Linked DNA regions of Homo sapiens: region 2 is linked to region 1. Evidence: chromatin loops called from intact Hi-C (ENCODE). Cell type or tissue: PC-3. All regions are shown on one strand. Each heading gives the region's core, and the rest is flanking DNA. Links, peaks and the distances in the headings are about the cores only.

Region 1 (16,637 bases), core at 3,009-11,008:
GAGGTTCTGTTTTCTCCATGGTTTCTGGGGTTCTTTCATGCTTTGTGTTTATCTATTGTATCAGTCCATTTTCACACTGCCGATAAAGACATACCTGAGACTGAGTAATTTGTAAAGAAAAAGAGGTTTAATGGACTCACAGTTCCATGTGGCTGGGGAGGCCTCACAATCATGGCGGGAGGTGAAGGGCATGTCTTACATGGTGGCAGACAAGAAAGAAATGAGAGCCAAGTGAAAGGGGTTTCCCCTTATGAAGCCATCAGATCTCGTGAGACTTACTTCCGCGAGAACAGGATGGGGGAAGCTGCCCCCATGATTCAATTATCTTCACCGGGTTCCTACCATAACATGTGGGAATTATGGGGAGCTACAATTCAAAATGAGATTTGGATGGGGACACAGCCAAAACATATCACCCATTACCCAAGCATACTAAACAAAATTTTTTTTTGAGACCAGTCTCACTTTGTCACTCAGGCTAGAGTGCAGCGGCAGTATGATCATAGCTCACTGTAGCCTCAACTTCCTGGGCTCAAATGATCCTCTTTCCTCAGCCTCTCAAGTAGCTGGGGCCACAGGTGCACACCACTGCACTCAGCTAATATTTTATTTTTTGTAAAGACAGGGGTCTCACTATGTTGGCCAGGCTGGTCTAGAACTCGTGGCCTCAAGTTATCCACCTGCCTCAGCCTCCCAAAGAGCTGGGATTACAGACACAAGTCACTGCACCCAGCCGAGAAGTTTTTCTTCATCCATCTGAACTCCTTCTACAGCACAATTGCAGTGCTAACTACCTGGAGATCACGCAGACCCCACAGGCTGAGAACACAGTCCTCCATAAGAACCTCCCCACTTAGGCACCAGCCACCAGCTCCAGAGTCCCAAAGCCACCCATGCTTCTGTCCAACTGGTTAAAAACCTGGAGGTTCTTATTATCTGCCTCAGATTTGATAATTTAATAGGACAATTCACAGAACTCAGAATAGCACCATATTGATTGTCTTCAGTTTTGGGGTTCTTTTGGGGTTGTGGGGGGGAAATGTCCCTTGGGCCATTCCCATTTTTTGAGACAGAGTCTCACTCTGTCACCCCGGTTGGAGTGCAGTGGCATGATCTCAGCTCACTGCAACCTCTGCCTCCCGGGTTCAAGTGATTCTCCTGCCTCAGCCTCCCAAGTAGCTAGGATTATAGGCGTGTGCCACCACACCTGGCTAATTTTTGTATTTTAGTAGAGATGGGGTTTCACCATGTTGGCCAGGCTGGTCTCAAACTCCTGGCCTCAAGTGATCCACCAGCCTCAGCCTCCCAAAGTGCTGGCATTACAGGTCTTGACTACTACTACTAATAATAATAACATTAGTAAAGAAATGAAATTTTGGCCAGGCTCGGTGGCTCACGCCTGTAATCCCAGCACTTTGGGAGGCCTAGACGGGTGGATCACCTGAGGTCAGGAGTTCGAGACCAGCCTGGTCAACATGGTGAAACCCCGCCTCTACTAAAAATACAAAAATTAGCTGGGAATGGTAGCAGGTGCCTGTAATCCCAGCTACTCGGGAGGCTGACACAGGAGAATCTTGAACCCAGGAGGCAGAGGTTGCAGTGAGCCGAGATCACGCCATTGCACTCTAGCCTGGAGGACAAGAGCGAGACTTCGTCTCAAAGAAAAAAAAAAATGAAATGAAATTTTGATACATGCTGTCAACCCTTGAAACCTTGAAACTGTTATGCTAAGTTAAATAAGCCAGACATAGAAAGACGAATATTTTATTATTCTACTTATATTAAGTATCAAGAATAGGCAAATTCATAAAGATAGTAATAATGGTTGTGCAACATTGTAAATGTACTTAATGCGTGGAATTTGTAGAGTTCCTCTTGGAAACTGTGAGTAATTTATCTTTCAGCGGCAATCATTTCCTGAACTGTTGGCCTTACTATACCTCAAATTTTCTATTAATGTATTTCATTTTAGAACAGATCACAACAGAGCACAGAACAGAAATCAACTTACAATTTAATACTAGGTATCACTGTCACTCAGACATTCCCTTAAAGGGAATTTCTTAGCAGCCATATTTGCATGGGACTCTGCTCCCCACTGGGGCCGTTTCTCCCCATGGTTTTTCTTTTCTCAACCTTGGGGTTTCCCATCCCATCCCTCTTTATGTAGCAAAGGAATTTGAGAATGTTCATGGTATTACTTTATTAGAGAGAATGGCTTCATTTTCCTTTTTTCAATCTTCACCAGTCTAAGACTTCCATAACCAAAAGATCCACTAAGATTTTGCCTAAAGAAAAAAACAAACCATCTGCCTCTAAGATAAATGCTGCTACTCCCTACATATGGATAATGTGCAACAACAATTTAATCTTTTAAAGCAAATGTTCTTTCTGTTAAATATATATATTTAGTAAGTACAAAAGCAATCCATGCAGAGAAGGATCCTAAGTACACTACCAATTTAAAACATTAACTAACAGTTTAGGATTTATCATATAAATATTATTAAAGAATGGTATCAATAATAACATTACTATGCAAGAATTAATGGCTTTCTAGAATACCAACAATAAGCAGTAGAAAATAAAATGGTAAATATTCCACTAAAAATAGCCATCAAAGGCTAGATGCGGTGGCTCACACCTGTAATCCTAGCATTTTGGGAGGCCAAAGCGGGTCGATCACTCGAGGTCAGGAGTTCAAGACCAGCCTGACCAATATGGTGAAACCCCATCTCTACTAAAAATACAAAAATTAGCCAGGCATAGTGGCACACACCTGTAATCCCAGCTACTCAGGAGGCTGAGGCAGGAGAATCGCTTGAACCCAGGTGGTGGAGGTTGTAGTGAGCCAAGATCGTGCGCCACTGCACTCCAGCCTGGGCAACAGAGCGAGACTCTGTCTCAGAATAAATAAATAAGTAAATAATCATCAAAGAACATACCTAAGAATAGTCTTAAACAATGCAGAGGAACAATATTAACATGCTCAAAACTCTACTGAGGGCACAATTATTTAAACCTGAATAATAGAGAGGCAAGACATAATACTTGAATGGGAAGTCTCAATAGTGAACCAATATCAATTCTGATATTACGCAAAACAAAACTTTAAAAGCATTTGACATTAGAGAGAGGAAATCCAGCAGACTATTTTCAGATTAACCAGAAAATACTAACATGATGGAATTGCTAGAAAAAAAATTTAAGGAGAAGGATAATGGGAGGAAATACACACTGAGGGCATGATAAAATTACATTCCAGATACTTGTACATCAATATTCATGGCAGCATTATTCACAGGAGCCAAAAGGTGGAAACAATTCAAATACTCACTGACAGATGAATGGATAAACAAAATGTGATATATACATACAACAGAATCTTATCCAGCAATCAGAAAGAATGAGGCTGGGTGCAGTGGCTCACACCTGCAATCCCAGCACTTTGGGAGGCCAAGGTGGAAAGTAGCTTGAGCCCAGGAGCTCGAGACCAGCCTGGGCAATATAGTGAGATCCTGTCTCTACAAATAATAATAATAATAATAAAGAAATGAAATTTTGATACATGCTATCAACCCTTGAAACCTTGAAACTATTATGCTAAGTGAAATAAGGCAAACATAGAAAGACAAATATTTTATTATTCTATTTATATTAAGTATCAAGAATAGGCAAATTCATACAGACTGAAAGTAGAATAGAAATTACCAGGGGCAGTTGGGAAGGAGAATGAGGAGTTATTATTTAATGGGCATAGAGCTTCTGTTTGGGATGATGAAAAAGTTCTGGAAATGGATAGTAGTAACGGATGTACAACATTGTAAATGTACTTAATGCGTGCAATTTGTATAGCTGAAATTTGCTGACAGATCTTAAATGTTCTCACCACAAAACAAAACCAAAAAAAAAAAAAAGGTAAGTAGGTGAGGTGATAGATATGTTGACTAACTTGATTGTGGTAGTCATTTCATAATATATATGTATATCAAATCATGGATCGTACACCTTAAACTTCTACAATTTTGTTTGCCAATTATTTCTCAATAAAGCTGTGGAGGAATAAAAATAGGGATCTGCCAACGACATAAGATTATTGTGAGGACTAAAATTAAACAAGGTGTGTTCCACGGCTATCACAGTCAATTCTTCATCAACATTTTCTTGTACCTTCTCGTCTTTCCTGAGTTCTAGCTGGAGCACTGCAACCTATCAGATATGTAACTAAACTCCTCAAGATGTAGTTTTCCACCTGTAAAATAAGGGATTAGATGATCTTTATTGCTATGTTCGCCTCTAACATTCTCCAAATCAATACAAACACCCCGAAAATTGTCCCTGGGGAAGGGGTCAGAGTACATTCTGATTGCTAGACGTGAATTTGGCACTTAGAATAAGCCCAAGTTGTGGAAGTGATACAGAAAATGTTAATAAGGAACAACAGGAGAATCTGGCTGGGGGCAGTGGCTCACACCTGTAATCCCAGCACTTTGGGAGGCCGAGGCAGGCAGATCACTTGATGCCAGGAGTTCCAGACAAGCCTGGCCAAAATGGTGAAACCCCATCTCTACTGAAAATACAAAAACAAATTAGCCAGGTGTGGTGGCATGCACCAGTAATCTCAGCTACTTGGGAGGTTGAGGCAGGAGAATCTAGAACCCAGGAGGCGGAGGTTGCAGTGAGCCCAGATCGTGCCACTCTACTCCAGCTTGGACGACACAGTGAGACTCTATCAAAAAAAAAAAAGGAATAATAGGAGACTTCAAACATTCCATTTTGGGAGTAGAAAGAGGAGTTCATTGTCAGAATATATGCATCTTACACAAAGGATCATCATTAAAATCAAATTACTCATGAACAATGAGTAGGACTTTGTAATATTTCAATTGCATCAAAACTGTCCTTGAACAAAAAAACGTACTTCCTCCTCCTCCTCCATTCAGGTAAGAGTATAGCCTGTGTCATCCCATGCACTGTGGCATTTGTTCACTGAACTATTGTCCTTCTCAAGAGATGGTTTTTCACCCTAACAAAAATAACTATGAATCATTGATTCTGGGAATATTTTCTCCCTTGCTTTTTTCACAGAACGAATGACAAATTTCCATATATTTACTTCTTAAATAAGCAAAAGTTACCATGAACCTGAAATGGTCTATACTGCAAATGCAAACTGTTGCTTTTTAAATGTCAGTTGGGGGTAACTATGAGTTTCTAATTAGGATCATAATTCTCCTAAGGAAAGGATAATCTCCATGAGTAACAGGGGGAAAAACTTAATCATTCAAGGAAAAACAAATTAATGGGATTTTTGTTTGTTTGTTTGAGACAAGGGTCTCACTCTGTCACCCAGGCTGCAGTGCAGTGGCCCGATCTCAGCTCACTGCAGCCTCGACCTCCTGGGCTCAAAGGATTCTCCTGCCTCAGCCTCTCAAGTAGTTGGGACCTCAGGTGTGCACCACCACACCCAGATAATTTTCAAAAAAAAATTGTATGTTGGCCAGGCATGGTGGCTCACACCTGTAATCCCAGCACTTTGGGAGGCCAAGGCAGGTGGATCACATGTGGTTAGGAGTTCGAGACCAGCCTGGCCAACATGGTGAAACCCTGTCTCTACTAAAAATACAAAAATTAGCTGGCCATGGTGGTGCACATCCATAATCCAAGCTGTTCTGGAGGCTGAGGCAGGAGAATCGCTTGAACCCGCTAGGAGGAAGTTGCAGTGAGCCAAGATGGCACCATTGCACTCCAGCCTGGGCGACAGGGCAAGACTCTGTCTCAAAAAAAAAAAAAAAGGATCACCTGAGGTCAGGAGTTCGAGACCAGCCTGGCCAGCGTGGTGAAACTTCATCTCTACTAAAAGTACAAAAATTAGCAGGGCGTGGTGGCCCACACCTGTAGTCCCAGCTGCTTGGGAGGCTGAGGTAGAGAATCACTTGAACCCAAGAGGCAGAGGCTGCAGCAAGCTGAGATCACACCACTGCATCCCAGCCTAGGTGACACAACAAGATTCCATTTCAGAAAAAAAAATAAATAAAATGAAATAAAATTTTACTAATAATCTTTACAAAATCTAAACTTTGGCTTTACAGTTCCTGGACAATTTTTCAAAAAAAGCCATCACAGCTTTTAGAAAGACAAACAATAGTTTGATGACTTAATGAATTACAGCCTCAACAAAAGCTAAGTAGAAAATTCGGTTACAAGATCTATAATACAGAGAGACCACCTCTGCTGGGCCAACCTAAACGGCTCCGTCAGTCATCCGAGTTCTCTCTGCGGTAACGTTTCCCGGCCTGGAAGCACCACGGCGAGCGGGTTCTGGCACTTACGGTGCAGCACCGTCACCTAGTGGCGTTTTGAAGGACTCACGCATCCAAAACCTCAGTCCTTGGCCTTTCTGGTTTGCCGATCTTTTTAAATTATCAGGACCAAGATGTGATCCTGAAAATACTTCTACCTTATTACAAGGACGGCTGTGATCCGCAGATTGCAATCCATGTAGCAAAGAATCATCATCTATGAAAAAGCCAACCGGGACCAGAAACAGTTTATTCTGTTGAGCAGAAACCTCAATCTTCACATCTTTCACTTAAATATCTCAATTATTTAAACTGCATTGCTTTATTTCCAGCTGCTTCCTATGTATAAAAGATGGCAAAACTGGAATTTAAAGCAGCAGTCTGAAGTGCAACATTTTACAGAAACCTTCATGAGACAGAAAAGAGAACACAAAAATGAAATGGGAAAATACAGCATTTATTTGACCATTATGTATATACTAAATTTGACATCTTGCACCAAAGAGGCACTTGATTATCTCTGAATATAGTTAGAAAAAAGAGACTATGAGATACTTTTCTCCAGGTTTCCTTAGTGGTACGTGAACTTGAACTTTCTAAAAGTTCCTGTTCTTGTCTTGTGTTTGCCTGGACTCATGTACTTTAGATATAAGCTAAAATGACTTTTTTTTTCCGAAGACAGAGTCTCGCTCTGTCACCCAGGCTGGAGTTCAGTGGCACAATCTCAGCTCATGGCAACCTCTGCTTCTTGGATTCAAACGATTCTCCTGCCTCAGCCTCCCAAGTAGCTGGGATTACAGGCGCATGCCACCCCAACCAGCTACTTTGTGTATTGTTAGTAGGGACGGGGGTCTCGCTAGGTTGCTGAGGCTTGTCTCGAACTCCCAGCCTCAAGTGATCCACCCTCCTCAGCCTCCCAAAGTGCTGGGATTACAGGCATGAGCCACTGCACCCGGCCCAAAATGACATTTTTAAAAAGAATCTCCTCACCCTTGAGGACCAATGGCTGAAGAATGAAGCCTGAAGGAGTCTTTGTTGGTTGGTGGATCCCAAGTTAATGGCCAAACTTTGCTCTTCACAATCTATCTCCCAAGTAGTTCATGCATTCTATTCTGCATAAGAGAAGTCTGCAAGTTCTCTACACGGTGATTTTCCACAGAGAAAGACCAGAAAGTAATTTGTAACAACCTTTTATTTGATTAGCATAAGAGTGAATTTGGTAATTTCAAGCAGGAAAAAAAATAGAACTGCTTGAGTCAGTGCCTTAAGAAGAACTCATTCATAAGAAAGAAATCCAACAAGTCGTGTCTGGGTTTAAAAAAACAAAAACCATGAGAGCAAACAACCCTGCTGCAGTCTGAGTCTCTCCCACTTTCTATGTGTAGATGACTCTTCCAGACACTTGCCAGCAGTTACTGGATGATGCCTCATGTTGAAAGTGACCTTGGGCTTTCATAAACCAGGAGATTATAAAAATGGATCTTCGTTCTACAAGAGAAGTTCTGAAAAACTCCTTGCACATCTCAGGCTATTCTTCATTTCTGCACTTCATGAAGGAACAGAGTGTTCCCTGGGAACTCTGGGTAGCCTTGTGGAGAATGAGCTTCCCTGGGCTGCTTGTCCTTATGCTACAGGTCAGAAATACAAAGCATTGCCTGAATTGCCGATGTCACTTGATGGTCAGTCAGTAAAAAAAAAAAGGGTGAGGCCGGGCACCATGGCTCACGCCTGTAATCCCAGCACTCTGGGAGGCCAAGGCAAGCGATCTCAAGAACACCTGAGGTCGGGAGTTCGAGACCAGCCTGGCCAACATGGTGAAACCCTGTCTCTACTAAAAACACAAAAATTAGCCAGGCATGACGGTGCATGCTTGTAATCCCAGCTACTCGGGAGGCTGAGGCAGGAAAATCGCTTCAACCAGGGAGGCGGAGTCTGCAGTGAGCGCAGATCGTGACACTGTTCTCCAGCCTAGGCAACAGAGTGAGACACCATGTCAAAAAAAAGTGAAAAAAATCTTAAATAACTTGTCAGTGCAGAGGTTTCTAATATACATGTGAATGACCAATTCTAGAAACAATTTCTATAATAGTACAGGTGCTAAAGAGAACTAAAGCTGACTCAGGAAATGGCTACACAAAACCTAAGAGCCAAAAAAGGAAGGTTTTTTTGTTATCATTGATCGCGCTCTTCTATTTTTCTTATTCACAAAATTAATAGATGCTTCCTTGGTAGCTTCAAAGTGAGACATTTGCTGCCACTGTTTCCTTTAGGAGAAAAGAGGAAGGAATTTAGTATCACAAAGGAATTTAGAAAATAGTAGCCTCATTCTGGAAATTGCCCGAACCCAGTTTATGAAAAAAGAACCACCATAAAGGCAGGGAACTCCATTTGATTGAAGAAATCACTAATATCAGAATAAAAATTAGAAATCAGCAGCTATGTCATTACTTCTCAAGTGTGCCCAAATATTGTCATTTTAGGGACTAATTATTCTTTTCTCATTATTCTCTTTCTCATTATCATTCTTTTTTCACTAATGATACTTTGTAAAAATACACATTTTGCTTTCAGGTGAGACTCAATATCACTACTTTCATTCTGAATTTTTGAAATGATCTAGAAGCATTTTTATTTTCCCTTAATTTTCCCCAGTGTCATAAGGAATGTCAGATTTCCTTTTGTTGGGCAGCCTTGCCAAAAAGAGACTCTTGAAAGACACGAAGAGAGAGCTGGGAAGGGAAGACACCACGCACATGGCCTAAAGCACATTCCACCTTTTTATTCAAATGCTGCGGCCCTTACACTTTCGCTGTTGTGTCTTGCCATCTGTGTCCTTATTATCATTGGGAACGAAAAGCAAACTCAGGGTCAAGCAGCTGAATCTTTAGGTGTTAGAACAGTCTGGGTCACGCTTTAACCTTTGTCTGATAAAAAAAAGAAAAAGAAAAAATTATATAAAAATAAAAATAGAACAGTCCGGGGTCTCCTTTTATATAGCAAACCAATGATCCTGGTTGCCAAGGATAACTTTTCACCACAAATATGTAAAGTAGGCAGACTTTGACAAAAGATTAGCAATACTGAATGGAATCTTACAATGAGGCTGCCTGTTTCATATTGTTTTTCTTACACCTGAGTGTTGTTTTGAAATGGTATTACACTTATAAATGGCATCACAACCCCAGCTTGTTCAAAAATAATTCCAGGAACTTAATAAAATCAAATTCTGCAGCCTAACCTGCAAAACTAGAATTACTACAGTTAGCCCTAGAATTTTTAGAATTTGTACACAGTTCCAAGTGAAGTCGAAACCGGGACTGAATTTACCACACTGACTGCCTGAAAAGCTAAAATTCCCTACATTCTGCTAACTTGAGCTTCATTTCCTGCTGCCTGGTGATGGCCTAAGAGTTCATTCTACACAAAATGAAAAGGAAGAGGGGAGAGAAAATAATTGCAATGCTAATTCTCTTTGTATACATTATATGGACTTTATTTCTTGGACAATGAGAAATGAATCCTTAAAATTGTCAAAACAAAAGAGTAACAAGCTACAACTAGTAGCTTATTAGAAAATTGTCAAAACAAAAGACTAAGAAGCTACAGCTCATCCAGAGCATGCTACCGCTCTGAGAACGTCTACGTGAAAAAAAAATGGGCATAAGAAAAATGTTAGAAGTCACGTAACTCATGAGATTCACATATCAAATAAAAGATTCATCAAAAAATACATTGAGCCAGGTGCAGTGGCTCACACCTGTAATCCCAGCACTTTGGGAGGCCGAGATGGGAGGATCACTTGAGGCTAGGAGTTTGAGACCAGCCTAGACAGCATCACAAGACTCAGTCTCTACAGAATTTAAAAAATTAACCAGGCATCTGCAATCCAGCCTGGGCAACAGAGGGAAACCCTGTCTCTCAACACACGTGCACATACACACACACATACACATATTGAATAGTATGTCTCTCATACAAAATAGAAAAAAAATAATTCTTCACAGGGTGAGCATTACAGAGGAGGGTGTTTTCAAGACAATGTCATCAGAACCCCTCCTGAATAATGGAAGTCGGGATTCAGAAGATGAAGAGACTTCCCTACATGGGACCAGACAGGTCAGGGGCACAGCTACCCAGATCCACCCTCTTTCTATTTCACATCAGTGTCAAGGCCTCCACTACAGCTCTCTCCATCTAGCCCAAAGTGGGCCACGCACAGACTTCCCTGGGGCCCAGCAAGCAACACTTTTAATAAAAATTGAGCCAACATTTAAAAATCAAAACGTCTTATACAAAACAAAGCCCAGATTTCCTGCTTCTATTAAAATGAGAGGCCAGACGAGGTGGCTCACCCCTGTAATCCCAGCACTTTGGGAGGTCGAGGCAGGTGGATCACTTGAGTCGCGGAGTTCAAGACCAGCCTGAACAGAAAAACAAGACCCCGTCTCTACAAAAAATACAAAAATTAGCTGGGTGTGGTGGCGCATGCCTGTAATCCTAGCTACTTGGGAGTCTAAAGTGGAAGGATTGCTTGAGCTCAAGGAGGCCGAGGCTGCAGTGAGCCAAGATCTCACCACTGCACTCCAGCCTGGGCAACAGAGTGAGACCTTGTCTCAAAAAAAAAAAAAAAAAAAATCTGATCTGCTGGCAGTGAGCAGCAATCTGCCAGAGCTGTGCCCCCACCACCACCCCCACCCCCGCCCACCCAACAAACTAGAACAAACTAACCCTCAGTTTTCCAAACGTTTCAAAGACATGAATCCTGGAAGTATCCACATACGATTCCTCTGTTGAGGTGAAACCTAATCAAACTATGTTTAATCCCTCCAGAAATGAATCCTCTATGATTTGTTTTTAAGATGGAATGTCAGTAAAAGACTGCATTTTCAACATATGTGCATTAGGCGATATTATGATATCATAAGGTCCAATGGCAAGCATGTTTTCCTTTCTTTTAGAACTTATTGATGTATTTTATTTTTCATAAAAGCCAGGTATGTTATTTACAGTTAGTTCTACACTTAGACAGTTATTAGAATAAAAGATGAAACATATTTATTATTACACATACAACATATATATTATCAAAATGAGTTTCTAAGTTTTTTGTTTTTTGTTTTTTGTTTTTTTGAGACAGAATCTCACTCTGTCACCCAGGCTGGAGTGCAGTGGTGTGGTCTTGGCTCACTGCAACCTCCGCCTCCCGGGTTCAAGCAATTTTCCCGCATCAGTTTCCCAAGTAGCTGGGACTACAGGTGCGTGCCACCATATCCAGCTAATTTTTGTATTTTTAATACAGATGGGGTTTCACTGTGTTGGCCAGGCTGGTCTCGAGCTCCTGACCTCATGATCCGCCTGCCTTGGCCTCCCAAGGTACTGGGATTACAGGCATGAGCCACCACTCTCAGCCTCTACGTTCTTTTTTTTTTTCCTCCTGGCTACAAAGACGCAGAAAACTTTCTAAGTTCTCAAAGACAATAGTTCATTTTCTTTTTTATTGACAATCTTTATAACCACTGTTTCCATTTTCAGTTAGTTCATTTATAAATTCCCAGAAGCATGAAACCAACTCATTTTCTCAGTCACTAAAAGCTTCCTAAGTTTGTTTGTTTGTTTTTTTCCTAAATTGCTACTTTCAGGCTGGATGTGGTGGCTCACACATGTAATTCCAGCACTTTGGGAGACCGAGGTGGGAGGATCGCTTGAGACCAGGAGTTCGAGACCAGTCTGGGCAACATAGCAAGACCCTGTCTCTATTTTTAAAAAGATAAAAATTGATTTATTAATAAATTGCTACTTTCAGCCAAACTCAAAATATCTCCTCTTTTACAAACCAGCCTGCTGAGTATTCTGGGTGAATACAGGAAGCCTGGCATTTAGCTTAATCTCCATAGAAAAGGATAATGCTCTACATTATGAAAATGAAGGTGTTCTCACTTAACCCAAGATGAATAGGCTTGCCCCATTCTACTACCACTGTATTACTTACAATATTAAGCCTCACTTTGAAAACAATGGATGCATTAAATTAATAAATGAGAAAATGAATCACCAAAAAGGTTAATATAATGCATGATTTATTGTATTACAAATAAATCGGGCTGGGCGCAGTGGCTCATGCCTGTAATCCCAGCACTTTGGGAGGCCGAGGCGGGTGGGTCGCCTAAGGTCAGGAGTTCGAGATCAGCCTGGCCAAGATGGTGAAACCCGATCTCTACTAAAAATACAAAATTAGCCCGGTGTTGGTGGCACATGCCTGTAATCCTAGCTACTCAGGAGGCTGAGGCAGGAGAATCACTTGAACCTGGGAGGCAGAGGTTGCAGTGAACTGAGATTGCACCACTGCACTCCAGTCTGGGCGACAAGAGTGAAACTCCATCTCAAACACACACACATAAATTGGACACTTCCCATGCTTCAGGTACACCAATTCCAAACACAAAACTCAGCAGCAAATCTTTCTTCTTCTAACCCAGGTTCATGTTTGAAGTAATAACATGAGGGCTGTAGGAATAACTTTTGCCCAAAAGTGCTTCCCCCATAAGAATACTGAAATTACTTTTCCCATTAAAAATTCTGTGAATGATGATTTATCTTCTTCTACCAGTTATCATTAAAAATAGCTAATTTAAATTTTTATGAAGTAACTCAGAAATCTAACTGCCAAAAACCCTAAAGAGAATGAAGATATATTCCACTTTGAATGACAACAGCTAATGAAATGTTATTCTTCTGTGTAATGAATAGAGCAGCCAAAAGTCTGACACGAGCTATATTTTTGGCTTCAGCCTCACACCCAACCCAAGAGGAAGGCTCAGCACTCCTTGGCTCTATCCTGATCCTCTGTGGCTTCTCTGGGGGTTCCTTCCTGAATAATCTCACTCTTGCCCTCCATTCTCTTCAAGCCTACTCTTTTCCAAAAGACCCAGGGGGAACCGACCAGACAGTTTTGTATGAAATTCCTCAAATTCTAACCACAAATGTATTTATGGAATAGACAGAAAACCTGTTGTGGGTTCATGGTGAGGAGAAATGTTACTGTAGGAGGTGGAATTCTAAGATGTCCCCCAAGATTCCTGCTCCCTGGTATACAGGCTCCGTCTCACCCTCACCCCCTGAGCGTGACTGTGACTTGAGCCTATGATGGGACAGTTGCTCTCGTGATTATGTGACATCCTGTGACCAGTGGGATTTTGCAGATGTAATTAATGCCCCTTAGCAGCTGACTTTGTTGTGTGTATGTGTTTTTGGGGGGTTTTGGGGGGTTTTTTGAGATGGAGTCTTGCTCTTGTCACCCAGGCTGGAATTCAATGGTGCAATCTCAGCTCACTGCAACCTCCACCTCCCGAGTTCGAGTGATTCTCCTGCCTCAGCCTCCTGAGTAGCTGGAATTACAGGCAACCGCCACCAAGCCCAGCTAATTTTTGTATTTTTAGTAGAGACGAGGTTTCGCCATGTCGGCCAGGCTGGTCTCAAACTCCTGACCTCAGGTCATCAGCCTGCCTCCACCCCACAAAGTGCTGGGGTTATGGGCGTGAGCCACCATGTCTGGCCTGTGTTTATTATTATTATTATTATTATTATTATTATTATTATTATTTGAAAAATTGCTTAATTCATTGCCAACTTTTTTTTAATGGGACACTTCACCCCCTTTGTTGAAAAATATCTGGTACCCTGGCCCAGCATTCCTGTGTGTCCACAGCTGGCTGGAACATCCCCCTACCTGGGGCCATGCTCTCCTGTAGGCCACAGTGCTGCTGGGGCTCTACGGTGGCCATCTGTGTTTGAGACCCTGAGCAATGGCCATCAGACAGAGGCTGACCCAGTTGGAGGGTGTTATCTCCATCCCCTGAGGGCCCCAAAACTTATCTATCTCAGATATAAGAACTTGGCTCCTCACCATTCCAAATGGGGAGATAAGGGCCTGGAAGACAGAATGTCAATCCACCTTTATTAGAGGAAACCCTGCACTGTAACTGTTTTAAATAACGTATGCCCTGCCCCACCCAGTGCCTGGTGGGCTGCCAGGCATACTCAACTTGGAATGGTGGTGTCTTCCAGCTTCTGCTGCTGGCTGGCAAAACTGTAGTAGTTGTTGGGGCCCAGGACCCACCCTCACTTCTTGGTGTTGTCCATCATCTGTTTGGGTGTGTTGAGGAAGAGGATCCAGGTGGCCTTGGTGAAAAGGATTTTCTCATAGGCCTTCTCAATGCACCCAGCCATCTCATCCCTGATAGTGTCAAGCAGGATGTGGATGAAGGTGTAGCTCTTGGCAGGGATGTTACCCTTGGCCAGGAACACCTTGTTGTAGCCGCCCTCCATCAGGTATGGCTCCAGGGACACAGGGCGCTTGATGTAGGCATTGGTCTGTGTGTCCGTGGCAGGCAGCCACTCCAACTCCATGTGGAACTCAGCCACCTAATCCTGGGACAGCAGGAAGAGGAGGTTGAGGCCCAAGAGCTGGTGCATGTAGGCTGACTTGGGTAGCTCTTAGCAGCTGACTTTCAATCAATCGAAAGGAAAATTATCCTGGATGGGCCTGACCTAATCGGATGAGCTCTTCAAAGTCCCTGGGCCCATCCTGAAGGAGAGATTCAGAGTATAAGAGAGATTCTTCCACTGGCCTCACAGGAGCAACTGCCATGTTGGAGAGAGGACCACAGGGCAGAAAACCACAGGCAGCCTCCAGAGTATGAGAAGGGAGCCCAGTTGGCCAGCAATAAGAAAGCAGAGACCGCCATCCAACAACCCTTAGGAACTGAACTCTGCCAACAACCCATAAGCTTTAGATGAAGACCCTGAGCTCCAGGTGAAATTGCAGACCTGGCTGAAACCTTGAATTCAGGCTTGGGAGGCCTTGAGCCCAGGACCCAGCAAAAACATTCCTAGACTCTTGACCCTGGAAACGTTTTTCCATCTCTGAATGTGATATATCTCTCCATTTATTTAGCTCTTCAGTGTTTTCAATAAGGTTTGCATTTGGTTTTGTAGCTAATTCTAAATGTAACTGGGTTTCATGCTCATTACCAGTCCTTTATGCCACCATCTCACCATCTCTCATTTCTTAAATTCTACATTTCATCTAAATTTTGATTTTTTTTTAAATCTCAGCTCACTGCAAACTCTGCCTCCTGGGTTCAAGTGATTCTCATGCCTCAGCCTCCCGAGTAGCTGGGCTTACAGGCGTGCACCCCAATGCTCGGCTAATTTTTTTTTTGACGGGGTCTAGCTCTGTTGCCCAGGCTGGAATGCAGTGGCATGATCTCGGCTCACTGCAACCTCTGCCTCCTGGATTCAAGCAATTCTCCTGCCTCAGCCTCCCAAGTAGCTAGGACTACAGGCATGCATCACCACCTCCGGCTAATTTTTGTGTTTTTCGTGAAGACAGGGTTTCACCATGTTGGCCAGGATGGTCTCGATCTCTTGACCTCGTGATCCACCCACCCTCCCAAGTGCTGGGATTACAGGTGTGGATGCTCAGCTAATTTTTTATACTTTTAGTAGAGACAGAGCTTCACCATGTTGCCCAGGCTGGTCTTGAACTCCTGACCTCAAGTGATCCTCTCACCTTGGCCTCCCAAAGGGTTAAGATTAAAGCATGAGCCACAGCCCCCAACCAATTTTGATTTGTCTCTTGATGAACTGGGATGTATCAGAGCTTTTGCACATATAATAACATATTTCTTTAGTCTTCTCAAACAGATAACAGTTTGGCCAAGCATAATGTTCTCTAATTGTACACGTTTCTCTGCCAGCACTGATGGCATTGATCTGGTATTTTCCAGCATTCATAGAGGTCTAAGCCTCTGTTTTGTTCCTTTCAGGCAACCTGTTTTTATCTGCATGGGCTTTTACAGCACAATATTTCTTCTCTATCTGTGCAAAAGGGTAAAATTGCACTGAACCAATGGTCATTACGTGGTGCTATGTCACTGTTAGGTGGAGTACACAGGTCTTGGAACCCAAAGCATAGAAGTAGTGGCTGTCCCTGCAAGTTTAGACTCTGCTGGACCCCAGGTCCTGGTTCCCTGAAAGGGTAATACTTCTTCCAAAGGACTAAATAAGGGGTTCCACTGAACCTAGCGCTTCAACTGCCATTTGGAGCTTCTCATGCTAGTGAATCAGAAAGCAATGTGGAGCTGTAGCATGAGCTTCCTGCCATCCTGTTGTAAGTCTAGTTTTGAGAAATTTTGACTGGTCACCCCAGAGGAACTGGTGACAGAATGCCATGAACCAATTGGGGCATGAATGGATCCGAGTGGTGCAAATGCTGGACAATAGTGACGCCCCCAATGCAGCCCCCGTATCTCCAGTCTCTTAATGCAGCCAGTC
Region 2 (16,637 bases), core at 5,691-13,690, 1.2 Mb before region 1:
TATCATGCACTTTCTTTTTAATAATAGAGGAACTTAATGTCATTAACAGCTATGACCTGTAAATTTTGTTTGAGACTACTGCATTTGCTGAAATTAAATTTTTACTTCCAAATGTGTAAACACATCTCAGCTAGGGCTTTTATATAATCGTACTCTTGCTCTGCTTGCTTACTGGTATTTATGACTGCTTGCTTCTGTTAATTGGCTAATGTTTGTAAAGTGCCTTTGAGATGAAAAGCTAATGATCTCTGTAGGGAGGAGGGTGTGGGTGGCTTCCCAACAGCTCCCTAAGGGTGTCTCTTGGGGCTTTGACTGCCAAGGCTTGCTTGTGGGCTCAGGGATAATGAGGAATCCCTTAAGACTTCAATGTCCCTGGTTCTCGAAGTCTTTTCCATTTGGTTCTCCTGGCTTTTACAAAGTCACTCCTTGGAGGAAGTAAAAATCATCATTCCTGCAAAGCTCTAAGACTTTTTTTACCCACTTACCACTAGAGTTTGCTCTAACGCAGTAGGACAGCATCTCTTTGCTATTACAAAAGAACTAATAGTAATAGAAACACATAAACAAGTCCAAAAGATGTTGCTCTTCTTATTAGAGACATATGTTTTATTATTTTATCTTTTTTTTCTGTCGAATCAGGTTAAAGGGAGCTATGTTTTTATTTATTTATTTTTGTGTTTTGAAAGGTAGGACATACTTTTGTTAAAAGAGGTTGACTAAGAAAACTGTAATTGCAAACCAATAAAATTTTCACCCATTTATACAACAAACATATATTAGAAGGGAAAATAATTTTTTTTTAAAAAAAGTAATGTATTATCATTTAGATAAAGCTACTGATTTTTTTTGTCACTGTATAGAAATGATATTTAGAATTTTCATGCATTACATGATTCCCATGCTGGGATTTTTTGGTTTTTAAATAATATTAAATAATACTACCGGTGTCTTTGTTGGCCTACATGCTGCTTTTGCTAACATCTTATTTTTTTTGCATTTCCTGCATCTCTACATTAGCATTGCACAGTCACATCCCTGGTCACTGGTCTGGGATACAGCCCCTTGGGGACTCCCTCCCGGGGTTTGTACAGTCAGTTCTGTAGAGGAACGTGGTGTCCAAAGGGACCACACCACTGCCTGGATTCTCCCATGGAGACCAAAGATTTTCCAGCTATTTATTTTTCATCAGCTGGTAATTGCTGGACTACTTAGAATGAGTTTCAGAAGCATCATTAAAGATACAGAAAAGCTCAGTTCAAAGACATTCCTTACATCAATTTTCACAATCAAGAAAAGTTAGAAAAAGCTGAATGCCCCAAAATAGACTGGCTGAATAAATGATGGTGCGACCACTTAATGGGCTATCATGCCATCATTAGGACAACATGAGGAATGCTTATGCTTATGCTATGATGTAAAGTAAACAAAAGACAATAGAAAAGTGATAATAAAGTATATTCTTAACAATATAAAATATGCATAGAAGCTGCCTGTAAGGGCACGGTGGCTCACGCCTGTAATCCCAAGGACCTTGGGAGGCTAGGGAGGGTGGATCACTTGAGATCAGGAGTTTGAGATCAGCTGGGCAACATGGTGAAACCCCATCTCTACTAAAAATGAAAAAATGGGCCGGGTGTGATGTAGTCCTAGCTACTCCGGAGGCTGAGGCAGGAGAAGCACTTGAACCTGGGCGGTGGACGTTGCAGTGAGCCAAGATCACATCACCGAAATCCACCTGGATGACAGAACAAGGTTTCAAAAAAAAAAAAAAATTGTAAGGAAATATAATAAAACATTAAGATTGATCATTTTCTTCTTAATCATTGTTTCATATGCTTTGAAATTTTACGATGAGCAAGTGTTTTTCCTTTTTAGTAATTTTCCTTTTAAAATAATTACATAAAACATACAAAAACTACAGAGAATGATATAAAATAACAGATATCTTTGTATTCATATGAGATCTTGCATGATTTTGTCTCATTTGCTTAGATATTTTCAGTTATTTTTTTGAGATAAAGTGTTTGATTTCTCTGTCTTTCTTCCTGGAAGTAATCACTATTCTGAGGTTTATGAGTTTTATGTTTTTGTTACATGTGTAAGCTTTCATAAGTGTTGTATAATATTGTTATGTGTATTTTAAGCTTATACATAACAATTGTTGTTCTACATGTCATTTTACAATTTACTTTGTTTAGTCAACCTTTACCTTTAAGATTTATTCATGATGCTGTATGTAGAGCTACTTCACTTTCAAATGCTCATATATAATCCCATTGATCCGTTTATCAAAATACAACCATTTATCCATTCATTCTCCCAGTAGGATACACTTCAAAGTTATTTTAGACTTTTTGCTCTTGTAAAATGTTGCATTTAATATTCTTATGAGTCTTCTCTACACATATTTGAGTTTCTCTAAATGTACCTAGAAGTAGCATTACTAGTTTGAAAATATCCATATCTTAACTCTACTAGATTTTACTAAATTATTTTCCAGTTTATACTCCCAATAGCAGAATACATGAATTACTATTTCCCTACATTCTTGTCAACTCTTGAAATTAGACTTTTAAATATTGGCTAAGTGGCTAAATATGAAAGGACATCTCGTATGGGTTTTTATGTACTTTTCCCTGTTAATTAGCTTTTAGGCTCCACTTTGATGTGAATTGCCTGTTTCTTTGCCTATTATTCTGTTAGGTCATTTTTCCTTTTCCTACTGGTTTTTTAAGCATTTATGATATAGTTGAGATACTAATTCTTTGTCAGTTTTATGCATGGCAAATATTTTCTTCTGGTATGTAGATTGTCTCTGTATTTTAAGAGTTCCTTTAATGAATAGATGTTTTAACTTTTAATGTAGCAAAATTTATTAAAATTTTCTTTACAAGGTTTTTTTGTTTCTTATTGAAGATATATTTTGCTTACCTGAGGTCATAAATACATTTACTACTTTCTTCTAAAACAATTGTTTTTGCATGCTGTGTGATGTAGAAAGCTAAGTTAATTTATTCCTGTGTAGCTAACCATCATCCTGGCACCACTTCTTATTAAATAGTCCATTGTGACCACACTGATTTGTAATGTTGTCTTCAATTTATGACAACTTTTCAAATGTGAGAGATGGTTTGGTTCTGAACCCTTATCTTTAATTTGTCTATTTGGTTGTTGTTGTTCTATTACAACACTATCACAATCACTACAGCCTTACAACATGCTGGTATTTGCTAGAGCAGATCGGTCTATCTTATTTTCCTTTTTAATAATTGTCTTGCCTGTGCTGGACAGTTTATTCTTCCACATATATTTCATTATCATCTTGTAAAGTTATTTAAACAATGCTTTTGGAATTTTGATTGGATTTTGGTGATATTTAGAGATTAATTGGGGAAGGATGATATAGTTACTATATTGAGTTTTTCTATCTAGGAACAGTTCATTTCATCACTTAGGTCTCGCGTATCTTTAACATTTTATAATTCTTTGTATATTTTTATTAGATTTCTTCCCTATTATTATGTGTGTGTATGTGTATAATATTGTTACACGACTACATTTCTTAAATTAAAGTGTCTGGTCTATAGGAACTCTGTTGATTTTTCTGTATTAATGTTGTTTTCATCAACCTTGTTGACATCTTTTATTAGTTATGAGTTTATCTATAGATTCTTTTGAGTTTCCTATGTAGAAAACCATGACTTTTACAATAACAAATGTATTTCTTTTTATCCACTATATTTTGATTCTCTTTTTCTTGTGTATTGAGCTAACAGAGACTGGCATCTACACAATGCATTCTTCTTTCTTAAAAATAGAAACACGATGTGCCCAGCTAAAAAAACTACATTTTGCAGCCTCTCATATAGGGATGACAACTGAGATGTATATAGAAGTAGGTGGGTTGGACTTTCAAGAAAGTTCTTTAAGGGGAAAGATAACTCCAATGATAAGTGCATCCTTTTGCCTTTTTTTCTGTCTTCCTTTCTGAATCTTGGATCAATGGATGTGATGTTTGGAGCTCCAGCCCCCATTTTGGCATCATGAAATTCCCCTGAGAATGCAAGCAAATGTTGAGAATGGTGGAACAGAAAGGAAGAAGAACTTGGGCCCTGATATATTTATGGAGCTGAAATTTTAGGTCAGCACTGACATCAGAATTTCTTTTAGGCAAGAAAACTAACTTCCACCTTGTTTAAGGCACTATTGGTAATGTTTTCTGTAACACACAGCCAAATTTAATCATAAATGTACATAGTGCTGTGTTTCCAGTAGCATTTTTAATTAAAAAAGTGATAGAGGGTATGGTCTTTTTCTCAAATTTGGGAGAAAATGCTTCCAGTTTTCACTATAAAGTTTGCTGTTTGCTGTAAGTTTTTTGTAGAAATCTTTTTTCATCATATGTTTTCTTTCTTTTCCTAGTTATCTGAATTTTATCAGGAATGCTTGTGGAATTTTATCAAATGCTTTTTCTGAATCAAATTTTTTTCTGTATTATTTTATCTACTAATATGATTATATTAATAAATTTTTCTAATTTTAATCTATCCTTTCTTTTCTGGGATAAACTCTAAGTGGTTACTATGAACTGTCTCTTAATATAACATTACTTTAAAAATATATTGCTTGGTTTGATTTGCAAATATTGTATTTAAAATTTTTGTATTTATATTCAAAAGGGAGGAATGGCCTATACTTTCCTTTTTATGATTGGCTCATCTGATTCTTTTGTTGAAGTCAATTTCATGAAATGACTTGTGAGCGCATTTCACTTTCTATTTCCCAGAACAGTTTGTGTATAGCAGTGGGGTTATTTTTTTTCCTCGATTATTCATATTATCTCATCTGTAAAACTGCCTTGGTCAGTGATTTTCTTGCAGGTAAAATTTAAATTCTTTTTAAATTATAGAAAAGTTTTCAATTCTTTTGAAAAAATTTGATTTTAAGTTGTTTCATGTTCTGTTTTTTCATGAGATAATTTTGCTACCTTTATATTTTTTGAAAAATTTTCTATATCTCTAACTTTTCATATTTATTAACAGAAAGGTGTTCCTTATAATGTCTAATGACATTTTCCTTCTATTTTTGTCTGTATCAATTTTTTTTGCTAACATTATTTATTTATGTCTTCTTTTCTTTTATATTAGGCGATATCCAGAGATTTTTCTATTTTTCTTAGTCTTTTATTTAAAAAACACTTTAAAATTTTATGTCTTTTTCTGTTTTCTGTTTCATTAAATTCTGCCAATTTTCTTCCAACTTTCTAGGGCTTATTTTATGGTTATTATCTGTCTTTGTGAATTAACTGCTTACTCAGCTTTTTTCTAATATAAACATTTACACAATACATCATTCTCTATATTCTGTTTTGGTTGTGCTTCACAACGTTTTTTTTTTTTTGAGACGGAGTCTCCCTCCGTCGCCCAGGCTGGAGTGCAGTGGCGCGATCTGGGCTCACTGCAAGCTCCGCCTCCCGGGTTCACGCCATTCTCCTGCCTCAGCCTCCCGAGTAGCTGGGACTACAGGCGCCTGCAACCACGCTCGGCTAATTTTTTGTATTTTTAGTAGAGACGGGATTTCACTGTGTTAGCCAGGATGGTCTCGATCTCCTGACCTCGTGATCCGCCCGCCTGGCCTCCCAAAGTGCAGGGATTACAGGCGCGAGCCACCGCACCTGGCCTGTGCTTCACAACTTTAAAAGATAGTGTTTTTATTCTCTTTTAATTCTGAGTATATTCCAGTTTACATTATGATTTTTTTTCTTTGATCTGTAGATTACTTCGAAGTATGCTTTTTTATTTTTAAAAGACTTTCTGTCTTTTAGTATCAATCTATGTTTTACGTTATTGTTTAATCAATTTTTATAGTGTTGTTACTTTTCTAAACATGTTAAACATTCTTTCTGATTGCTCTGTTGTATCAGAGGATGCTAATGCTACTTCTCTCTATTTTGTTGTCTGTTGATACACTCTTGATTGCTCATTTTTCTGTTTCATTTATTTTTAAAAATTGCAAATGCCTCTTGAGTGTTGTTTGCTTAAGTGTGGGAGTTTAGTGCATCTTGGATTATGGAACTTCTTCAAAGTATTCTTGGTTTTGCTTCTGCTAAAATTTTAGGGAGTTCTCATTAAACATATAGCAGTATTTACCTTAATCTCCCAACTTGGGAATCTTATACCACCCAGATTGCTAAATGTTCCCCAACACTCACGTAAATTGCAGATTTGGAGTTTTGCTTCTGATAATGGAATTACTTTTCCCCAAAGCCCTCACAGAAGTAATTTCTCATGTTTCCCTGGAGAAAAATTGGTAAGAGAGTTTCTAGACCCCTGTTCCCGGAGAGGTCACCCATTATAGGGTCCTGGCGAAATGTGTGAGTCTTGGTGTCACTTTCCTGCCTTTCGAGACCCTGTGGCCATGCATCCATGTATTTCCTCCCAGGAGTCAGGGACTTATTTTAGGACTAATATTTCCAGGGGACCAGGTTATTGCTTGTGTATCAGGAGACAAGCTTATTGCTCTGTTTTTGAGTTCCTCTTCTATTTCTGGCACCTGTAGATTTCCTTTGCTTTTTTCCAAGTTTACCTATTAATCTTATTTGGTTACATTTTAGCCAGCATTTCTATGTGGTGTTGCTGACGCTGTAAATTTGAAGTCTATATTAGCACTGGATCCACGGAAACTAATGTAATTGGAGAGGGAGGAGAAGGAGAAAATAATTCAGAAATACAGAGGAGCTAGGCAAGGAGCGGTGATAGATTGCTCCAGAAAGGCAGTAAGTATCTAGCATCTTCCGGGGAGCCCCTGGGGGCCTATCTGACCTGTTTGTTCTTTGGTTATGGAGTACTAAGAACAGGGCTGAGGCTGGTGCCCTGACAGAGTGGGCATTTGCTGCGCTGACTTCTGGAAGTCCTCAGTCCCATTGTTGACTAAGTGCCAAGATCACGTGGTAGGACATGTTTCTAACAGAAAAGGAAGCCATGCTGCTGCTGTGCATGTGCTTACACTGAATAGGAGTGAAGTTTTGCATCTTCTAAAATGCATTAAAGAGTGATCAAAATTACAGCCCTCTCTGAATGAGACTCTCCTTTAACACAACTTACATTCGGTAAGTGCCTACTATGTTTCAACAAATAAGAGATGGGTAGGTGGGTCTCTGAAGCTGTCAGCTTAGCAGAGGAGGTGGGAGCACACAGCCAAGCCTAAAACAATTTGAGGCTTGTTATGAAAGTGATATGAACAGATGCTGTTGGAGCAAAGGCGAAGGAGGAATGAATTGGTTGATTCAAATGAGGGGGAGTGATGTGGTAGGGAAATCTTTCTAGGGGCAATTTCTGAGCTTTGCCATGTAGGATGAACGGGAAACTACCTGTGGGGAAGGAAGAGAGGCAATGTAATCTGAGCAGAAGAGCTGAGACCTCCCTCTGCAGGGTTTTCAGACCCCTGTTGACCAATCCACTGGAGCTGGAGCCTTGGGTATTGTCAGAGTAGAGGAGGCTGGGTCCAGATAATAAAAGACTTTGAGTGTAACAGTTGCTTTCATTTGTTTGGAAGATGCTTTTTCCTCTTACCTTAGGGAAAATAAATGTTTATATCAACTCAGTACATGCCTACATTTGGATTATATTTTGGTTCCCTTAAAGTCCTTCCTATATACCTAATTTATTTATTCAAATGTAATAATGTTGGGGAAAATAAGGGGGTTTGAAAGTCTGTTGCACAAAAACCATTCAAAAATATAATTTTTAGTGATTATCGTAAAAGCATAATACAGTAACTTTATCTCTGAATGAGATAGATATAGATTAAGCAAGGGTATGCAGTTTTTACTATGACAATTTCACATTGCATGCTATTTATACTACTTGTGATTTTCTGAAAGAGATACCAATCAGACTTGCAAATTAATGTGGTTAGCATTTTACTCAAAAATAATGATTTTGTTCCTCACCTTTATTTATAGTCACTGCAAAGTTATAAAAAGGAACAAGGGGGAGAACTTTCACTAAATTGGTGAAGTTTATTATAGTACTTTTTAGACTAGCATGATGTAAGAGGAAAGATACTAGGAAATACCAACCCAAAGCCTTTTAATATTCATTTATAATTGTATGTATGTTAGACCCCCCAATTCACAGGAGAACATTTATTATTTTGGTCATAGTTTTAATTAAAAATCAGAATAAATATGACTTTCTATTGCCATGCTTGTCAGTTTTACTTAACCTTTTGTTCCTTTATTTAAAACATCTATTTTCCTACCTGTCTATTTATCTAGGTAGCTTAGCATCTACCGCTAGTCCTAGTGGTCACTGAATTAAAATATAGTAAAACATAATACCTGGTTCCTTTGATCAATGCCTTGCTGTTCTCTACTTTTGCTTGCCTGGATTTTGGTATCTATGTCATCTTCAAGATGGATCATCCCTGGTTTGAATTTGTGAATGCAAGTTCATTCAGCAGTCTGATCATGTGTGGTGTTTTTGCAAATGTGAATGAATAGAGATTAACTTCATGCCACCTACTGCAATAATTTCTCTTGTAGATTTGAAACTAAATTGCAGAAGGGGATGTGTGATATATGAATATGGCATGATGCTTTTCTCCTATCTCCTTGTTTTCAATCCTTAGAAACCTGAGTATTTGGGAAAAATGCAAATTCTGAAAAATCTTAATAATTTTTCGAAGACCACTTTTGGTAAACTTGTAGGTTTCAACTCTTACAATTAGGAGGAAGAAATTGCAATTATTTTGGTGAATTTGTTAAAATTTTGCAAAAGATCACATACACTAGATGAGACTCAAACAACTGAAATGTAATTGTTTAATGAAAATGGAAAGTCTGAAGAGAGTATTGTGTGGTGGTGCCAGCCCCTGAAAAATGAGCAAAACAGCTCCTTGTCTCACATAAAGTTATTTCATTAAATCGGCCTTTCGATTTTAAACAACCTTTAGAAGCAGAATCAGAAAGACATTTTTAAGAAATGAGGGAGGAACGATGACTCAGAGGATGAACAAGCACAAAAAAATTAGGAGAGGAAATTATTACCTGGAGGCATTAAATATAACAAACTTAGCTGGTATTTGTCACAGCAGTTTCAACGTTATGCACAAAAGAAAACACATTTAGCTATTGGTTTCAAAACAGCGAGGAATCACCGAATCTGGAAGTGGCACTTCTTATAATGTTTTCATTCACACAGCCAACACTTATTAAGTGTTATTATTCATGAGGCACTAAGTAAAGCAACTCCTGTTCTAAGGAGCTCCTAGAAGTGCTGGGAGGTGTTAGGAGGTGGGGGAGAACAGTGAATTCCTTCAGGGTGAAGGGTGCAGGGGATGGGCAACCCCAAATATCAAAGCTAGTGGGGTAAGAGCTGCATGCCCTTGGCTGGCTTCGACCGGCTTAGCCTTTCCAGATTATTTACATTTATTGTGCCTGCCTGTGCAGGCCATTGGATTTAGAATGAGCCTTCTCTCAGAGCCAGGTCCAGAGAGCCTCTGCAATGCACTAGCCTTCACAAGTGCTCAAGAGGGAACAGACAGCTTGCACAGGTGTGGTGAGACCAACGCCCACCATTGTGGATCTCAGGACTCCAATCTGCTATAGTGTAGAAGGTTCTTTCTGCAGTGGTTCCTGGGGGCTTGTCATTCACTCGTCCCCAAGGAGGCTACATGCAAATTAGCTAAACCTCACGGGTTAGTGATTGGCTCTGGGAGGGAGATTTGGCCCTGCTTTTCCCACCCATTTCACCACAGCTTTCATGGAGATGTAGATTAGGAAGCCCTCCCTGATTATAAGATCCTGATACTGGGGCCATCCCATCACTCTGACTAACTCCTATGTGGGTCCCACAGAATAAAGACAACTTGTGACTTGAGCCTTGAAGAGTGGGGAGGACTCAGCTCGGTTGATCTGGGGCAGGGCAGGAGGGGTAGATGGACTCCAGTAAGCACCAAGGAGCAGGGTCATGTTAGGGTATCTTGCAACAAATTTTAAGAAGCTGAGAATTGACACCCATAGGCGAGGGAGGAGAAGCAGTGCAAAACGAGGCTGAAGAAGAATGCAGGATTCACACATTCAGGACCTTGCATGGGAAGTAAGGGTGTGAGACTTTGTTTTGAAAGTGATGGAGAGACATGGAAGGGTTTTAAGGAAGCGACAACATTTGCTTTGTGTTTCAGAAAGAATCATCTGAAAGGAATGTGGAGATCAGAGAAAAATGATGGGAAAGTTACCACAGCCTGCAAATGAGAAATGATGAGAGCCTGCCTGGGGTAAGGCAGTTGTGTGGGACGGAAAGGAAGCACTAGATGAGGCAGATGCTTAGGTGGAGCAAGAACAGGGCAGGAGAAGCAAGTAAAGGAGGGGACTGAGGGACGAAAGGGGCCTAGAGCTCTGGAGGGCTTCTGGCTGGGTGGCTGGGTGGCTAGTGGGGCCATCATTGCAGGAAGGGGATCAGGAATAGATTTGAGTCCAGATAAGACAATTAGGTTATTTTTGAATATATCAAGCATGTAGTACTGGAGATATTCACTGTGCACAGAAGTTTGTTGTTCTGGAGAGCTGTCATCCTGGAGTCTTGGATTTGGGCAGGTGGTGGGTGTGGTCAGCTAAGGATCGAATGGGGCGGACATATGGGGAGCTGGAGCCAAGACCCAGGATTATCAATACTTAATAGACATTTTAATAAATAGCCATAAGCACATTTCTATTAAATTAATTCCTTTTTTCTTTCTTCTTCATGTTGCAATATGACCTGTTTGAGAGAATATTGAGCTGAACTCCTTGGGCATGAATTGGGATCTGTTTCTGGAGGGGTAATTGGGGGTTAGCATCTCTCGCCTTCAATGTCTCATTTTAAAAAGAAGGGATTAGACTGCTTCATCTCAAATCTTACAATGTTATAATTACAGGACTTCTTATGAAGTTGCTGGAGGTGATGAAATGAGGGAGTCTTGTGCTTTCTTCATTTTCTACTGTTGTTTTCTACCTCTGTTTTCTCAGAGGTTTTCTGATCATTGGCAGTGGATAACAGAAGGAAAGTCACTCAAGGGGCACAGGAAAATTTCCTCATATAAAGAATAATCTCGAATGCGAAACAGTGCAAAGGTGGAGAAACTCAGAGATAAGCAGCTACCTGCACATATGCCTGACTCAAATAATTTCCTTCCTGGGTTTATATTTGGACTTGGTGTGCCTACTCTTTGATACAGTGGCATACTTTAAAGCACACTTTCTCTGTGGTCTTACTAATTTTTTTTTTTTAACGTTTCTTTTCTTGGCCTGTTTGCCTCATTTTTCCATTTTAAATAGATTTTTTAAAAGAGAAGTTTTAGGTTTGCTGCAAAACTGAGCAGAAGGCACAAAGATGCACATATACCTACAAACACAACCTCCCCAGACATGCACAGCCCCCCACTGTTGACATCCCCTACCAGAGTGGTGTCTTTGTTTTTTGTTGGTTTTTGCTTTTTTTTTTTTTTTGAGACAGGGTCTCCCTTCTTGCCCAGGCTGGAGTGGACTGGTGTGATCACAGCTCACTACAGCCTTCACCTCCTGGGCTCAAGCGATCCTCCCACCTCAGCCTCCCAAGTAGCTGAGACCCCAGGCGTGTGTCACCATGCCAGGCTAATTTTTTAAATTTCTGGCTAATTAAAAAAAATTTTTTTTTAGAGATGGGGGTCTCTGTAAATTGCTCAGGCTGGTCTTGAATTCCTGGGTTCAAGTGTTCCTCCCTCCTCAGCTTCCCAAAGTCCTGGGTTACAGATGTGAGCCACCACTCCCAGCCAAGAGTGGTACATTTGTTGCAATCAATGAACCTATATTGACACATTATTATAACCCAAGGTCAATAGTTCCCACTGGGATTCGCTCCTGGTTTTTCTTGTCCATTCTGTGGGTTTGGACAAATCTGTAATGAACATATAACCACCACTACTGTATTATACAGGGGAGCTTCACTGTCTTCAAAACATTCCCTCCTCTATGTATTCATCCCTTCCTCCCCACTGTGCTCTATGCTCTTATGTTTTAATTTAAATCATATCACATGTCTGTTTGGTTGCAATTTTCATTTATCTTACAGATTTGAATGTGCATTAAAATATGCAGGGAATATTTTAATAACCTAGATATAGTAATAATTTTTATTCACATCAAAAGCTTCATGATGTAGATTATTATTATTGTTTAGCTTATAATGATAATTTTAGTAACAAGTTATAGTAGTTGGAGCTTCACTGCTATCAAAAGTTTTCTAGTTAAATTAGGCTAGCCCCCCAAGTTTTTTCAGGAGTCATCAAGGTGAAGAATATTAATAAAAACTGCTTAATCAGGTAAACAGACAAAACTGTATCAGTTTATAGAACAGGTTGTTTCTGTTTTAGCACAATAATCTCCTTTATTTTTTGTCACAGTGAATAGTTACCTGATATCTAGGGTCAAAAATCTATGACTTGAAAGCCACCACCTGCATTTGTATTAAAATCTTTTGGAAGCTGGGCGTGAGTGTGTCTGTGTGTGTTTCAGTGTGTGTGCATGCATGCTCAGTACGTTTCAGCACATGAGATGGAAATAAGAAATAAGCAAAGTGTAGTGGGCAGGAGAGGATTGCACTGAATTTTTTATTTGTTTATGTATGTATGTATTTATTTATTTATTTATTTGAGATGGAGTCTCACTCTACCACCTAGGCTGGAGTGCAGTGGAGCGATCTCGGCTCAATACAACCTCTGCCTCCCGGGTTCAAAGCATTCTCCTGTCTCAACCTCCCAAGTAGCTGGGATTACAGGTGCCTGCCACCGTGCCCAGATAATTGTATTTTTTTGTAGAGACGGGGTTTTACCATCTTGGCCAGGCTGGTCTTGAACTCTTGACCTTGTGATCCGCCCGCCCTGGCCTCCCAAAATGCTGGGATTACAGGCATGAGCTACCGCACCGGGCCCTGAATTTATTTTTTAATGATAGGAAAAAAAAAAAGGAGCCGTAGAGAGATGACAGAGCCAAATGAGGGAGAGAGAAAAATACATTAGGTAGAGCAGCAACACACAGATGCAGGAGGAATTGGGTCATTGTGGAGGAATGTTGTGGAGAGTGGCTAACGGCACCAGGGTCCCCATGGTGGAAACCACTTTTTTTCTCTAATTAGGATCTAAAGAGTGCAGAGCAGTATTGGGTGTGTGTGTTGCTGCGACTCACTGCCTTGCCTTTTCTCCCTAGCCGAGAAATAGAGGATTCTTTACTCATTACTTTATTTGGATTTTAACCAAGGCCAGGATCTGTTACTTGATATAGGAGGTTGAATTTTTCTTACCTTCCTCTAACCTGATTATGAGGGCTGCTATTGTTTTTAGTTTAAGCTAATCAGTCCAGGGTTTCTTGATTTAGGCATCTCACTAGAAAAATCTTTCTGAACCTTTCCCAGGTGGGAGAGAAGTTTCCTGGATTAAATACCAGATTATAAAATAAACTGGTCTTAACAACAAAACTTTTTTGGAGCCCAGAGTGCGTAGGTTATATGAAACCAAGTAGGAATGAAGCATAAACATTGAACTACAATCCTGCCACATTTCACATAACTTATTTTAAGGAATATTCATATTTCTCATAGTAATCAAATTAAATTTTATGAGTGTCTTTGAAAAATTGTACAATGCACCTTTCTGCTTTACCTGATTTAGGAAAAAAAAAACCCATTCCAGGAAAGAATGTAATTGAATAATTAGGATGTATTGCTCTGGTGCTAGTGGCATGATCGCTTTTGAGGGATGAAGGGTAAGAAAATTGTTTAATAATATATGTGTCCGTTAACTTGATATTATTCTTCAGTAGACTCTTACCAATAGTGCTGTCTTTTTTCTTTTTCTTTCTTTCTATTTTTTTAATCTCTGATACCTGCTAGAGTGCCTGACATGTAATAGACACAAATATCCTTTTCTGGATGAATGAATGACAGGGACAGAAAAGCTTTTGTATTTGAACTGGAGAAGAACATCATAGCAATGATGAAGGTAACAGTGGCCAGACACAGTGGCTCACACCTGTAATCTCATCACTTTGGAAGGCCAAGGTGGGTGGATCACTTGAGGCCAGGAGTTTGAGACCAGCCTGGCCAACACGGCGAAACCCCATCTCTACTAAAAACGCACACAAAAATTAGCTGCGCATGTGCCTGTAATCCCAGCTACTCAGGAGGCTGAGGCATGAGAATCCTTTGAAGCCGGGAGGTGGAGGCTGCAGTGAGTTGAGATTGCACCACTGCACTCCAGCCTGAGCAAAAAAAAAAAAAGAGATAATAGTGATAAAGGTAAGAGTTAATATTTATTGAGGGCTTACTATGGCCCTGGCACTCTTTGAAGTATTTCATATGTGTTGACTCATTTAATCCTGACAATAATTAGGCACATTATAGATGAGGAACCAACGAAGAGATACAACTGCTAAGCAATTTACACAAGGTCTCACAGCTAGAAAGTGCTGGAATCAGGACTTGCACCCTAAAAGTCTAGCTCCAAAGACCATGCTCATTCACCACCAAGCTAAACAACCAGCTCAGGCCCTGCCCCATTTGTTTTAGGTGTTGTGATGAAAGCAAACACTACTCTCGGGTGAGCTATGGTCATGCCTGCAGTGGACTTGGGCTATAAAGATGGCGTGAACATTGACACATGCAAGGTGGTATAGGAAGAACTTCAGGTAGATGGTGGAAAGGAGACTCTGGCTGTAAGCAGGGAGCTCGTGGGCCTGCATGACTTGCACACAGCAGATCCTGCCCTGTAGTCCAGCTTCACTGACCTGGGACGTTTCCAAGAGCCCTGTGAGGACCTAGAGGGTCAACAGGGGCCATATCCATTTTAATGGTCTTATGCCCATGTAACCTTTGCACCATTTCTTTGCTCGTTGGAAGCAAGCTGAAGTAAAAATAATTTTCAGCTGAATTTTAATGATCATTCTCCCCAGTCTTCCAGCTTGGAGTAGGCGTGGTGACTGTTCATCATTTTTCTCATTTGTAAGATAGAGGTGATAATAATCCCTGCCTTGCAGGGTTGTTGTTTAAATTATAGGACCTACTACATGTAAACCTTTTAGAAAAGTGCTTGGCACATAGCAAGTACTAAAAAAAAAATAGCTCATTGTATAAAACTTTGTATTCATGAAACTTCAGTTTAACTGTGTTACTAGCAGTTGGATAATTCCAGTTCAACTGAAGGAAAGCAGGGAGCCGTTGATCTGAAAACTCACATTATCAGTTTACCCTGCCCTAAGTTGGGTAAAATGGAAGGATTTAAAAAGGGAAGCACCCTATTTTAGAGACAGAGAAATTGAGGCAGAGTGAGATCAATGGACTCGTTGAGCATCATGCAACTAATCAAGCAAGATAAAGAATTCTTAGGCAGTTATACTAATTGGGGTGAGCTTGTGGTGTGTGAGTGTTTATTGCTTTAGTACTAATGGTAATGAGCTGGTGAATTCCAGGAAGGTTGACCTGTATCAGGGTCTCAAATGGCCAATGGCCCAAATTCTCATCACGAGTTTTACCTATAGTTTGTAGTAAAATAAAGCCCTATTTTCCTTGTGGAAATCACCGGCAAATGATCCCTAATAAAAAGCTTTCCCATCTGATACACAGGGAGAAATGATTAACGTGACCCGTCCCATCTCAGTCTCTGGAGTAGGTATTTTTATTGACTGAGCTTCTTTTAGAGAAGAAGAGAATGCTATTTTACCAGAGAAAAGTGCACGTTTTAAAGGGGGAGCATCTGCTAGTTGGTTCCCATGTGGGGAAGGGGTAAGAGCCTTGGAGTCTGTTGAGTCCCAAGAGATCAGAGAGGCCACCTGATCCAATTCTCACACTTGACTGGTAAACTTGTGCAAGGTCGCACAGCTAGTAGGTAGAGGAGCGGATGCAGCCCCGGCCTATTTTGATTCCAACTTCCATTGGCTGCACCCTTCCTGCTGGTGTCTAACATTGTTTCCGTGTAAAGACTGATTGGGGATATTGTCAAAATGACCATGGTACTGGGGTCTGAGAAGCATCCCGATAGCTGTATGGGATTCAGGACTCTATTTTTCACTTCTTATGTTGGAATTTAACACACACACACACACACACACACACACACACACACACACATATATATTTTAAAATACAGGGTCTCAGTAAGTTTCCCAGGCTGGTCTTGAACTCTTGAACTCTTGGCTGAAGCAATCCTCCCACCTCAGCTTCCTGATTAGCTGGGATTGCAGGTGCTTTAATTGACCAAGTGTATGAATTATTTTACTTCAGAAAGTAAGAATAGTTTTTTTGAAACCTCCCCTCACTGTTTTTTGAATAGTGGTTATACTTTTTATGAGAGCAAATTGTGTTTTGGACCTTTGGAAATAGCACTTGTGCTTCTTATTTGTATGGTTCCGAACTGGGCAGCCTTTGGCATCTGTGCCGTAAGCTTTGAGTGGGAAGGCTAGTGTCCCGCAAGCGAGAGCCAAATTGGCCTGTGCTTCCTGGGAAGTGACAGGATTTTAGACTGTTGATTAGTCTGTTGGAGACAATGGTAAGATGACAAAAGAGTGAGGAGAAGACAAAGCCACCTTTAGGAAGAATGCTTTGGATTCGTTGGGAATTTTACCCCAGAGG

What was found. Peaks named below come from ENCODE experiments on the same cell type or tissue, not always from the same donor. Only the 100,000 strongest peaks of a DNase experiment are listed, where the experiment ranks them.
Region 2: a loop joins it to region 1, with 4 times the contacts of the local background. A loop is called at or near these places in 6 of 110 quality-filtered maps.

Annotation. Positions count from the first base shown.
Region 1 is chr18:854,684-871,320 of GRCh38, reverse strand. It overlaps the pseudogene LOC441806. Among named protein-coding and RNA genes, the nearest start is that of ADCYAP1, 42 kb to the left of the region's middle. In PC-3, for the core only: a CTCF peak has its summit at 6,362 (motif pointing left); a DNase peak (open chromatin) is centred at 6,340; H3K27me3 peaks cover 2,410 bases.
Region 2 is chr18:2,105,285-2,121,921 of GRCh38, reverse strand. LOC105371956 (a long non-coding RNA gene) reads left to right here. Exons shown (of 3, transcript XR_935087.3): 2 at 10,186-10,278. Among named protein-coding and RNA genes, the nearest start is that of METTL4, 460 kb to the left of the region's middle. In PC-3, for the core only: no CTCF peak of the experiment used is centred there; DNase peaks (open chromatin) are centred at 9,051 and 10,231; H3K4me3 peaks cover 1,088 bases; H3K27ac peaks cover 1,054 bases.